Regions from separate parts of the Homo sapiens genome. Here region 2 is linked to region 1. Evidence: read pairs that join two places in POLR2A ChIA-PET (ENCODE). Cell type or tissue: MCF 10A. All regions are shown on one strand.

Region 1 (5,000 bases):
TTAGGATAGTAGAATGGGGGCCTAATATCCTTCATCTGAAAAGGAAAAACCTTTGCTATTTGTTTTCATGGTATTAGTTTTCATCAAATATTTGAAGGATAAATGTTTGAAAAGCACATGTGGATCCAAGAAGATATGTACCAAAGAAAGAAAAAATTAAAAGAAAAATTTCCACCAGAAAAAAGTAGTACCACCATATATATATATCCAAATTCCAACTTTATAAGTTCCACATCTTCAAAGTCAATAAAGAACCTTTTAAAAATATGAAAACTAATAGGAAAATACAGTGCTTAGAAAAAAATTATGAAGAAAGTGGAACTGACAGACTCATAAATAACCCTGGATGCCAACATCCTCTTACCTGTTGGTAGATAAAGCATTGATAAGCGAATACATGGCAGCTCCATCTTTTGCACGAATAATAGCTTCCAGGTTTTCTTCAAGTACTTTTTTATTGTTTTGTACTCCTCTCAAAATCTTCTCAGCATCTTTCAATACAGATCTTGTTGTATTGGTTGTTTGAAGCTTAACAGAATTCTGTGGAAGATCTGGAAGCTTCAACATACTCAGAGATTCTTTTGGCTTAAAAGAAAAAAAGACCAGAAAGTTACTAAACTCACAACGATTCCTTTAATCAAAATAACAGCTATCACTATTGTTGAGGCCATACATTATACCAATATATTCTAAGGACTCAATTTGTCAAACTGAAGACTTACAAAAGAATACTTGGCAATCAAAGTGTTTTTCCTCCATTTAGAAATACTAATGTGGGCCAGGCATGGTGGCTCACGCCTGTAATCCCAACACTTTGGGAGGCCGAGGCAGGTGGATCACCTGAGGTCAGGAGTTCAAGACCAGCCTGGCCAACATGGTGAAACCCTGTCTCTACTAAAAATACAAAAATTAGCCAGGTGTGGTGGCACACCCTTGTAATCCCAGCTGCTCAGGAGGCTGAGGTAGAAGAATTGCTTGAACCGGGAGGTGGAGGTTGCAGTAAGCCGAGATTGCACCCTTGCACTCCAGCCTGGGTGACAGAGCAAGACTCTGACTCAAAAAAAGAAAAGAAAAAAAACTAATGTGAGTGTTAAATAAAATAGAGGTGAGAAATCCATAGCAGTGCTAAGCAGTCCAGCGACCAATAATAGCTCTCTCTCTCTGCTGAAGAAAGCAAAATAAAGTAAAATATAAGCAAGTTGGCTCTTTATGTATGGAAGAAATGGCAGACATTGTGGATTGGATAAATGAAGTCCATTCACTCACAGGTCTCTTTTCCCCTTCCTCCCTTTCCAACAGAAGCTGGGAAGCCAGAGGTGGCTATATGGCTCAGTCCTGGTCAAGGAGCGATAAGTAGAAATCACTTGGTGAAGGCCTCTGGAAATACTTTATAAATGGAACAGATGTGGCTGACATATCTTTTTCAGTGCTTTTTCTTCATCCTTCCTCCTAATTTCTATCTTTATAACTCTTTTATTCCTTTTTAATTTTTATCTTAACTAATCATCAATTTTAAGACCATTCCCACTTTACCTGGACCATGCTATTTGTTTCTTTCTCTTTTTGGCCAAGGTCATGAAGAACATCATCAGACTTCTGCATAGTCACTTTAGTTGTTTCTAGCTCTTCACAGGAAGGAAATCTTTGAGAAGGTAGAGTTTCAACGCTACAGAAGATTTTTGAAAAAGTTTCCTAAATTGTTGTAAATTCAGTAAACATTTCATTACACAAATCTTTGATACAGTCTTAGCTATATTACTAAATGGTATCCTATTAAAATTGAACTATGGAATTAATCAGTTATGTGATTAAACAAATGAAACACAGAAAATCACAAGAGACAAAATTATCTAACCAGAAAAGTTTAGATGTAGCAGAAAAGGAGCAGGAAAAGGTTATGCTTTCAAGAAGCTAACATCCAGAAGCACTTCCAGATTGGTGGAGTAAGAAATTCTGAAAATCTGCTTCTCCATAAGCACAATGAGAACCCTAGCAAAAATCATCAAAATCAAGTTTTTCTAACCTCTGGAAATTAAAGACTTGCAAGAACCCCAGGAGCATTTATTCAAGAAAAATGGCTGACTCTAGGTAAGAAGAGCAAGCTTTATGGAATTTTTTTAACTTGCCTCATTCTCGGGACCCTATTCCCAACTCTGTGGCGGCCTCGAAAACCAACAGCCTCACAACCACTAAAGACAGTAGAATGGTTTCAAGCTCTCCTAAAAGTCTCATTCATAGTGTTTGTCTTTATTTGAACTGACTCACTGCTAGCTCAGCGAGAAAGTATCCCCAGGGCATTTTTCAAAAAACGGTGGCAATTGTTTAACATCTCAGCAGCGTGAGGTAGTGACACTAGTTGGGGCAAACAAGATTGTGGTCAACAAATGTTAAAAATCTAGGCAATGAAATGTCCAAAGTGGAGTTTTGAAAAGCTCCAACATATTCCTAGGAATCTAGAAGGTCATGCCTTCTAGTCCACATACAGGGCTATGTACATGCCCAAGAGAGACCTGGGAAGGTCCTAATCACTCACTTCCGACCTTGAGGCTCTGTGCAAGTAGGAAGTGAAAGGCTAAAACAGACTCATAATCTGCCAGGCACTGGAGGCATGCTCTAGCACATGCATGTGCATGCACTCGCACACACACATACACACACACACACACACACACGTAATCCATGGCAAAGAGAGGGAGACTTATCAGTTCAAGGCAGTTAAGGAAATCTCTTTCCAATCACTGGCAGACTAAGCTAACAAAACAGAGACTTCAGTGGGAGCACATGACAAAGAATACAGACTTCACAGAATTAGTCCAGGAAAGTCACTAAACAAACAGCAACAACAACAATAACTAGCAACAATAAACTCTGGGAGGTGAAAGAATCTAATTTCCAGAGTTGCCACACTGTATTATTTAAAATGCCCAGTTTTCAACAAAAATTTATGAGACATACAAAGAAACTGGAAAGTAGAGCCCAAACACAGAAAAAAGCACAGTCAAAAGAAACTGCTGTTGAGGAATCCCAGATATTAGACTTACTAGGCAAAGACTATAAATCAGCTATTACTAAAAGAAACCAGTTTTAAAATTAAAGGAAAGTATAAGAATGAAGTCTTGCCAAATATAGAATGATCAATAGAGATAGAAAACATTTTTTTAAAAGACAAACAGAAATTCTGCAGTTGAAAAATATAACAACTGAAATGTATAATTCACTAGAGGGGCTCAGCATCATATTTGAGTTGGCAGAAGAATCAACAAACTTTAAGACAGGCTAATTGAGATTATGAGGAAAGGAATATGAGGATAATTGGGGAAAGAAAAATGGATGAAGAAAAATTAAGTCTTAGAGACCTGTGGGACACCATCAAGCACACCAACATACAACTCCTCATCAGAAACCACAGAGTCCAAAAGGCAGTCAGGTGACATATTCAAAATGCTGAAAGAAAAAGAACATCTACCAAAAATTCTGTATGTAGCAAAATTATTGTTCAAAAGTGAAGGAGGGGACACCAGGGGTGTGTGTGCAGAGAGGGATGACCATGTGAAGAGACAGCAAGAGGGAGGCCACCTGCAAGTCAAGAAGAAAGGCCTCAAAAGAAACCAACCCGGCCAGCACCTTGATCTTGAACTTCCAGCTTCCACAACTATGAGAAACCAAATGTCTGTTTAAATGACAACGAAAAAGTGAGAAAGAAATTAAGACAGTACCAGATAAACAAAAACTGAGAAAATTCACTGCTAACAGACCTACCCTATAAGAAATACTATCAGGAGTCCTTCAGGGTGGAATAAAAGGACACTGGGCTAACTTGAATCCATATGAAGAAATAGAGTACTGTTAAAGATGAACTATATAGTTGAATATAAAAGCCAGTATATGTATTTTTGTTCATATCTCTTTTCTTTTCCTATCTGATTTAAAAGAGCTGCATCAAGTAATAATTATCAGACTACATAGATGAGCTTATAATGTATAAAGATGTAATTTGTATGATAATAATAGAAGAAAAGGGGAGGGAACAAGGCTTTACTGGAGCAAAGTTTCTGAATAATATTGAAATTAAATCACTATTAATCCAAATTAGATTGCTTTAAATTAATATGTTAATTGTAATTCCTGGAGTGACCACGAAGAAAATAACTCAAAAAATAATAGTAGAGAAAATGACAAAAGAATTAAAATGGTGCAACCAGAAAATGTCTAATACAAAAGAAGGCACTAAGGGAGGAACAGTGAACTAAGACCTAAGGCATATAGAAAGCAACATGGTAGACACAAATCCTACCTTATCAGTAATTACATTACATGTAAATAGACTATACAATATCTCCACATAAAATTACTCAACATATGGCTCCTCTAGTTCTTATTACTGTAGTTTTTAAGATGTTGAAGATAAATATAATTATCATGGCCCAGATTTGATTTTTTTAAAACTTTTTATTATGTAAAATTTCAAATATACACAAAAATAGAGAAAATACTAAAATGAACCCCATACACCCAATATTTAACTACAACAATCATTAACTTTTGGCTAGCCTCATTTTATCTATACTCCCAACTTACTTGCCCCTAACCTATCTTGGATTATTTTTGAAACAAATCCTAGATATCATTTAATCAGAAATGAATAATCCATACGTTAGAAATTAATAACCTGCATTTTGAAAAAATGAGATATTCATTTCATAGCTATATTATAGAAAGGGGGAAGATATATTAGCATCAAAAAATAGTAACTAAATCTAAGATAAATTTAAGAAGCAATGCTATAATTTATTAAAAGTCCCAAAGAAATTTGAAAAATCTTAACAAAACTCTTTTCAATCTAGTTTTCATTCCAATCTCTTGTTTTTACCTGTTTGTTTTCTCAGGAGTCCATCCTATTTTTGACCTAGTTAGTGAGGTGGTGTTTGATGATTCACTTTTTCTTGTCAAAGAATCATTATTATTCAAAATTTGTTCCAATAGTCTTACATTTCCTGAAA
Region 2 (5,000 bases), 51 kb before region 1:
ACTAGTTTTTCCTGATCATTGCTTGGTCACAGATTGGTAATACTGAACCCCACATAATCATGTGTTCCATAAACAATCTTTATCTTACGTATTTTTTGGTTTCATCCGTAACATGTCCTGCTGCATAATACCATGAATACTTATTCATAAATTAGTTCAAAATGGGTAATTTTGAACGAATTGCCAATACACAAATAAAAAACTACTTAATATTGAACTTTTTTAGATTAACATCTTGGTGAGTAATTAACCTATTTTTTCAGTACACAAGATTGCATGGGCCATTGGCTTACCTCAGCATTAAATTTCTTATGCAATACATTTCTTATGAAACACTTTTTACAAATTTCAATGTAATAAACACTTATCAAGCACCTACTATATGTAAATTACTGAGCTAGGTATTGCATGCAGATACAGAGATGTAAATGAAATCGCTACCTTACTTTTATATATATTATTTTTATGTTTTATTTACTTATTCATTTTTTTTGAGACAAGAGTCTCACTCTGTCACCAGCTGGAGTGCAGTGGTGTAATCTGGGCTCACTGCAACTTCTGCCTCCCGGGCACAAGCAATCTGCTGCCCACATCAGCCTCTCAAGTAGCTGGAACTACAGGAGCCGAGCTAATTTTTGTATTTTTTGTAGAGATGGCATTTTGCCACATTGCCCAGGCTGGTCTGAAACTCCTGGACTCAAGCGATCCACTGTCTCAACCTCCCAGAGTGCTGGGATTACAGGTGTGAGCCATTGCACCTGGCCATTATTTTATTCTTTAATTTAAAGATAGGGAATTAAGGCTTAAAAGAGGCTAAGTAATGTGTTCTAGGGCACAGCTTGGGTGAACTAGATTTATATTCAGACTTGAGTTAGGAAATAAAGGAGGCATGATTTGAAGCTATCTGACTCCAGAGGCTTGGCTCTTGACGGGGTACCACGCTAAGGCAACAGTGTTTCAATTCTCATTTTAAGTAAAATACAAGTGCTATTAATTTGGTACCTGGGAAAAATCTTCAGCGGCTACTGGTAAATTAACATCATTTTCTTGTGCTGTCAGAAGTGTTGTGGGAAGAACCAGCTTAGAATTTGGCTCCAACTCCAATTCTCCCAAACTCATTGGACCATGACTAGCACATGAATCTTCATAAATACTACCTGTTATCAAAAATGTAAATAAAAAGTTAAAATAAAGTGTTAAATTTATCTTCAAAAATGAACAAGTAGTTGACTAAAACCACCAATATTTCTCACCTGCTGAATTAGAACTAGCAGTGTACTTCAAACAAAAACACCTGGACCAAGCCTTCACTGCAATTAAAACCAAAACTCAGAGAGAATGCAAAAAGTACCTATGTTCAAACAAATCCATGGAATATTCTATGTAAAGTTCCAGTCAACAAGTTGCCCATGCAGTTCATCTGCAGCCTCCTTCCCACATACGAACTCTTAATACTCCTGCTTACCTTTCCTATCTCTAAGAGTCAATAGAATACTTTCTATCTAAAATGTAATCTTAAAGCAAAGGGCAATTTCCTGCCTGGAAAATGTTGGTATTGCCTAGCTCTATTCTGTAGATTTTGTTCTTCAAGTGATCAAGCTCTTATTTTCTTATCTAAATGGCACCTCTGGCTGAGTGCAGTAGCTCATGCCTGTAATCCAGCACTTTGGGAAGCTGAGGTGGGTGGATGCCTAAGGTCAGGAGTTTGAGACCAGCCTGGCCAACACGGTGAAACCTGTCTCTACTAAAAATACAAAAATTAGCTGGGTGTGGTGGCATGGCACCTGTAATCCCAGCTACTCAGGAAGCTGAGGCAGGAGAATCGCTTGAACCCAGGAGGCGGAGGTTGCACTGAGCTGAGATCGCATCACTGCACTCCAGTCTGGGTAACAAAATGAGACCTCGTCTCTAAATAAATAAATAAATAAATAAATAAATAAATGGCACCTCAGTCAAATCAGTAAAAAGAAGACAAGAGCAGAGATATCTATGTATCTAACCACTGTACCTTTGTATTGCACTATATACTCCAAGCACTTTCATATATGAGTACATTATCTTATTACATTTGAACTTTACAATCATTCTGTAAGATAGGTTAGACATCATTGTAACTGTCTCTCACTGACATTACTAAGGTTCAGAGAAGTTAACTAACTGTCCAAAATCAAAGAGCTAGCAAGAAGCACAGAGGAATTAAGTCACTGCTCTCTGTTTCACAGTCTTGCTAGACAACCTTTTAAAATATAATCAATAGAAATAGACCTGAAGAGTTATATGCAAATTAAGTTTTAAATATATATATTTAAAATTTATATACATAAATCATATATATAATTCATATATATGATATATTATATATGATATTATATATTTATATATCATATATAAATATATATGATATATAAATCATACACATGATATATATATAAATCATACATATATATAAATCATACATGATTTATATATAAATCATACATATAGATGATTTATATATATAAATCATACATATATATAAAAATCATACATACACATATATATATATACACTTTTTTTTTTTTTAAAGACAGAGTCTCACTCCTGTTGCCCAGGCTGGAGTGCAATGGCATGATCATGGCCCCCTGCATCCTTGACTTCCCAGGCTCAGGTGATTCTTCTACCTCAGCATCCTGAGTAGCTGGGACTACAGGTGTGCGCTACCACACTTGGATAATTTTTTGTATTTTTAGTAGAGACAGGGTTTCGCCATGTTGCCAAGGCTGGTCTGAAACCCCTGGGCTAAAGTGATCTTCCTGCCTCAGCCTCCCAAAGTGCTGGGATTACAGGCATGAGCCACTGCACTGCACCCAGCCTGAAAAAATATTTCAAAGACGCCATAGATATTTTCCATTTAAAGGCATTCTGTTGACAATTTCCTAGATATAGCAAATAATCACTCTGATTGATCTTTTATGTTAATCTAGGTTTTCAATGGGCTTTTACATAAAGCGAAATACATCTATTGAGTTTTAATTTTTTTTTTTTTTTTTGAGACGGAGACTCACTCACCCAGGCTGGAGTGCAGTGGTGCAATCTCAGCTCACTGCAACCTCCACCTCCCGGGTTCAAGCGATTCTTCTGCCTCAGCCTCCCTAGGAGCTGAGACCACAGGCACGCGCCACCACACCTGTCTAATTTTTGTATTTTTAGTAGAGGCAGCGTTTCACCATATTGGCCAGGCTGGTCTTGAACTCCTGACCTCAAGTGCTCAAGTGATCCGCTCACCTCGTTCTCCCAAAGTGCTGGGATTACAGGCATGAGCCACCATGTCCAGCCGCATTGAGTTTTGATTTTTACTATTATGGTATTAAATCTGTATAAAACAATTTATCAAAATTATTACCTGATTCTCATTTAATTATCTAACATAAGATTAATTTAAATAATGGTAATAATACTTATAATTTAGAGTAACTAATGTTTCAGGCTTTATTTGTCTCTTTATATTCTGATACGCCTTTTTCTATTCCTATGTGACTTGTTCAACATTTTTCTAAGAGTGGCAAATGAATTAAGAGAAAAGAATTACATATAATGTTAAAAAAAGAAGATATTGAAAACTCTTTTGCTGATATATGGTATATGCCTAGAAAACCCAAGAGACTTTAATGAAAACAAAAGAACTCTATTAGAACTAATAAGAGAATTGGTAATGTGACTGGATAACAGATAAATAGATAAAAGTGATTAGCTTTTTCCTACAGTATAGCAACATAATCAAGCCATGAAAGCACGGAAAGTATAAAAGTTAGAAATATCTACATATAAATTTTTAAATTATATGGCAAAAAGATCATCAACAATGTCAATGAGCAAAATATAAATTTGGATAAAGATATTTACAATACAAATAGTAGAAAACATCTAAACTATAGAAACAGCTTTAAAACTAACAAGAAAAACTGAGAACCTCCCAGATGGGAAAAGAACTTTATAGGAGCACATACAAATGGCCAACAAACATATGAATGAAAAGACATATAAACTCACCAGGAGTCAGAAACATATCTTCATATTTCTACTGAGGTATGTAAAAAAACTAATCAACACAATTTCAGGAGGGGATGTAAGGAAAGGGCACTAATAAATTGCCGATAAAAATAAATTGGTTTAAACTTTCAAGAAAGCAACTTGGCATTATCTATTTCTAAACTAAAGATACATTTGCTCGTGTATAGAAGAGCTTCCCAGGAGTACATACACTGGAGTAAGGAGGAGTATATAAAACACAACAATCTGGTAGGATGTGTGTGTGGATACTTACTCTAGCATTGTTTATAGTGCAGGGACATGTTAATAAACATCCATCAATAGAGAAACAACTAAATAAATTATTGGAAATCAACACTATGAAGTTTTACGTAATCATTAAAATGAATAAATTTAAGTAATACCGGTTGACCTGGAATAATCTAAGGGTTTACTGGGTAAAACACAAAATGCAGGCAAGTGTGCAAGATATGATCTTAAGTTGTAAAATAATGGCAATCACACATACCATATATATTGTACATGCATGTGTGCATATAATTATATGTGTGAGGTAAAAAACAGGAAGGTTATATGCCAGAATCTTAACATGGGTTACTTGGGATAAGGCATACATGGGACAGGAAAAAAGTGGTGGTGGGGAGCACTCAAAAAGTGCGTAATAGCTTTCACATAATACACCATCCTATAATTTAACAGATATTTACTATGTTCTGTATACTATATAACCTGCTAGGTGACAGGGATATGAGAGTACACAAGATAAAGTCCGTACCCTCACATGAGATTAATATCAGTGTGATAAGAGCAACATTAGGCAGGTGACATTAGAGAATTATAGAGAGTACACATGACAGGTATTTAACCCAGTGATAAGGGTCAGGAAAGGATTCCCTGACAGCAATCATAACAGTGCTGAATTTGCTGTGTCTTCTAACAAGCAGGCTCATTGAGTGTGGGTGTCTTACCTG

What was found. ChIA-PET counts read pairs that join two places held together with the same protein. Peaks named below come from ENCODE experiments on the same cell type or tissue, not always from the same donor. Only the 100,000 strongest peaks of a DNase experiment are listed, where the experiment ranks them.
Region 2: POLR2A ChIA-PET joins it to region 1 with 5 read pairs; 2 of 35 experiments call an interaction of 5 or more read pairs at or near these places.

The regions. Positions count from the first base shown.
Region 1 is chr14:58,453,344-58,458,343 of GRCh38, reverse strand. It overlaps KIAA0586, which reads right to left. Exons shown (of 31, transcript NM_001329943.3): 9 at 4,871-4,994; 10 at 1,534-1,642; 11 at 365-585. Among named protein-coding and RNA genes, the nearest start is that of KIAA0586, 28 kb to the right of the region's middle. In MCF 10A, no CTCF peak of the experiment used is centred here; a DNase peak (open chromatin) is centred at 2,283.
Region 2 is chr14:58,504,712-58,509,711 of GRCh38, reverse strand. It overlaps KIAA0586, which reads right to left. Exons shown (of 31, transcript NM_001329943.3): 28 at 1,003-1,157. Among named protein-coding and RNA genes, the nearest start is that of KIAA0586, 79 kb to the right of the region's middle. In MCF 10A, no CTCF peak of the experiment used is centred here; no DNase peak of the experiment used is centred here.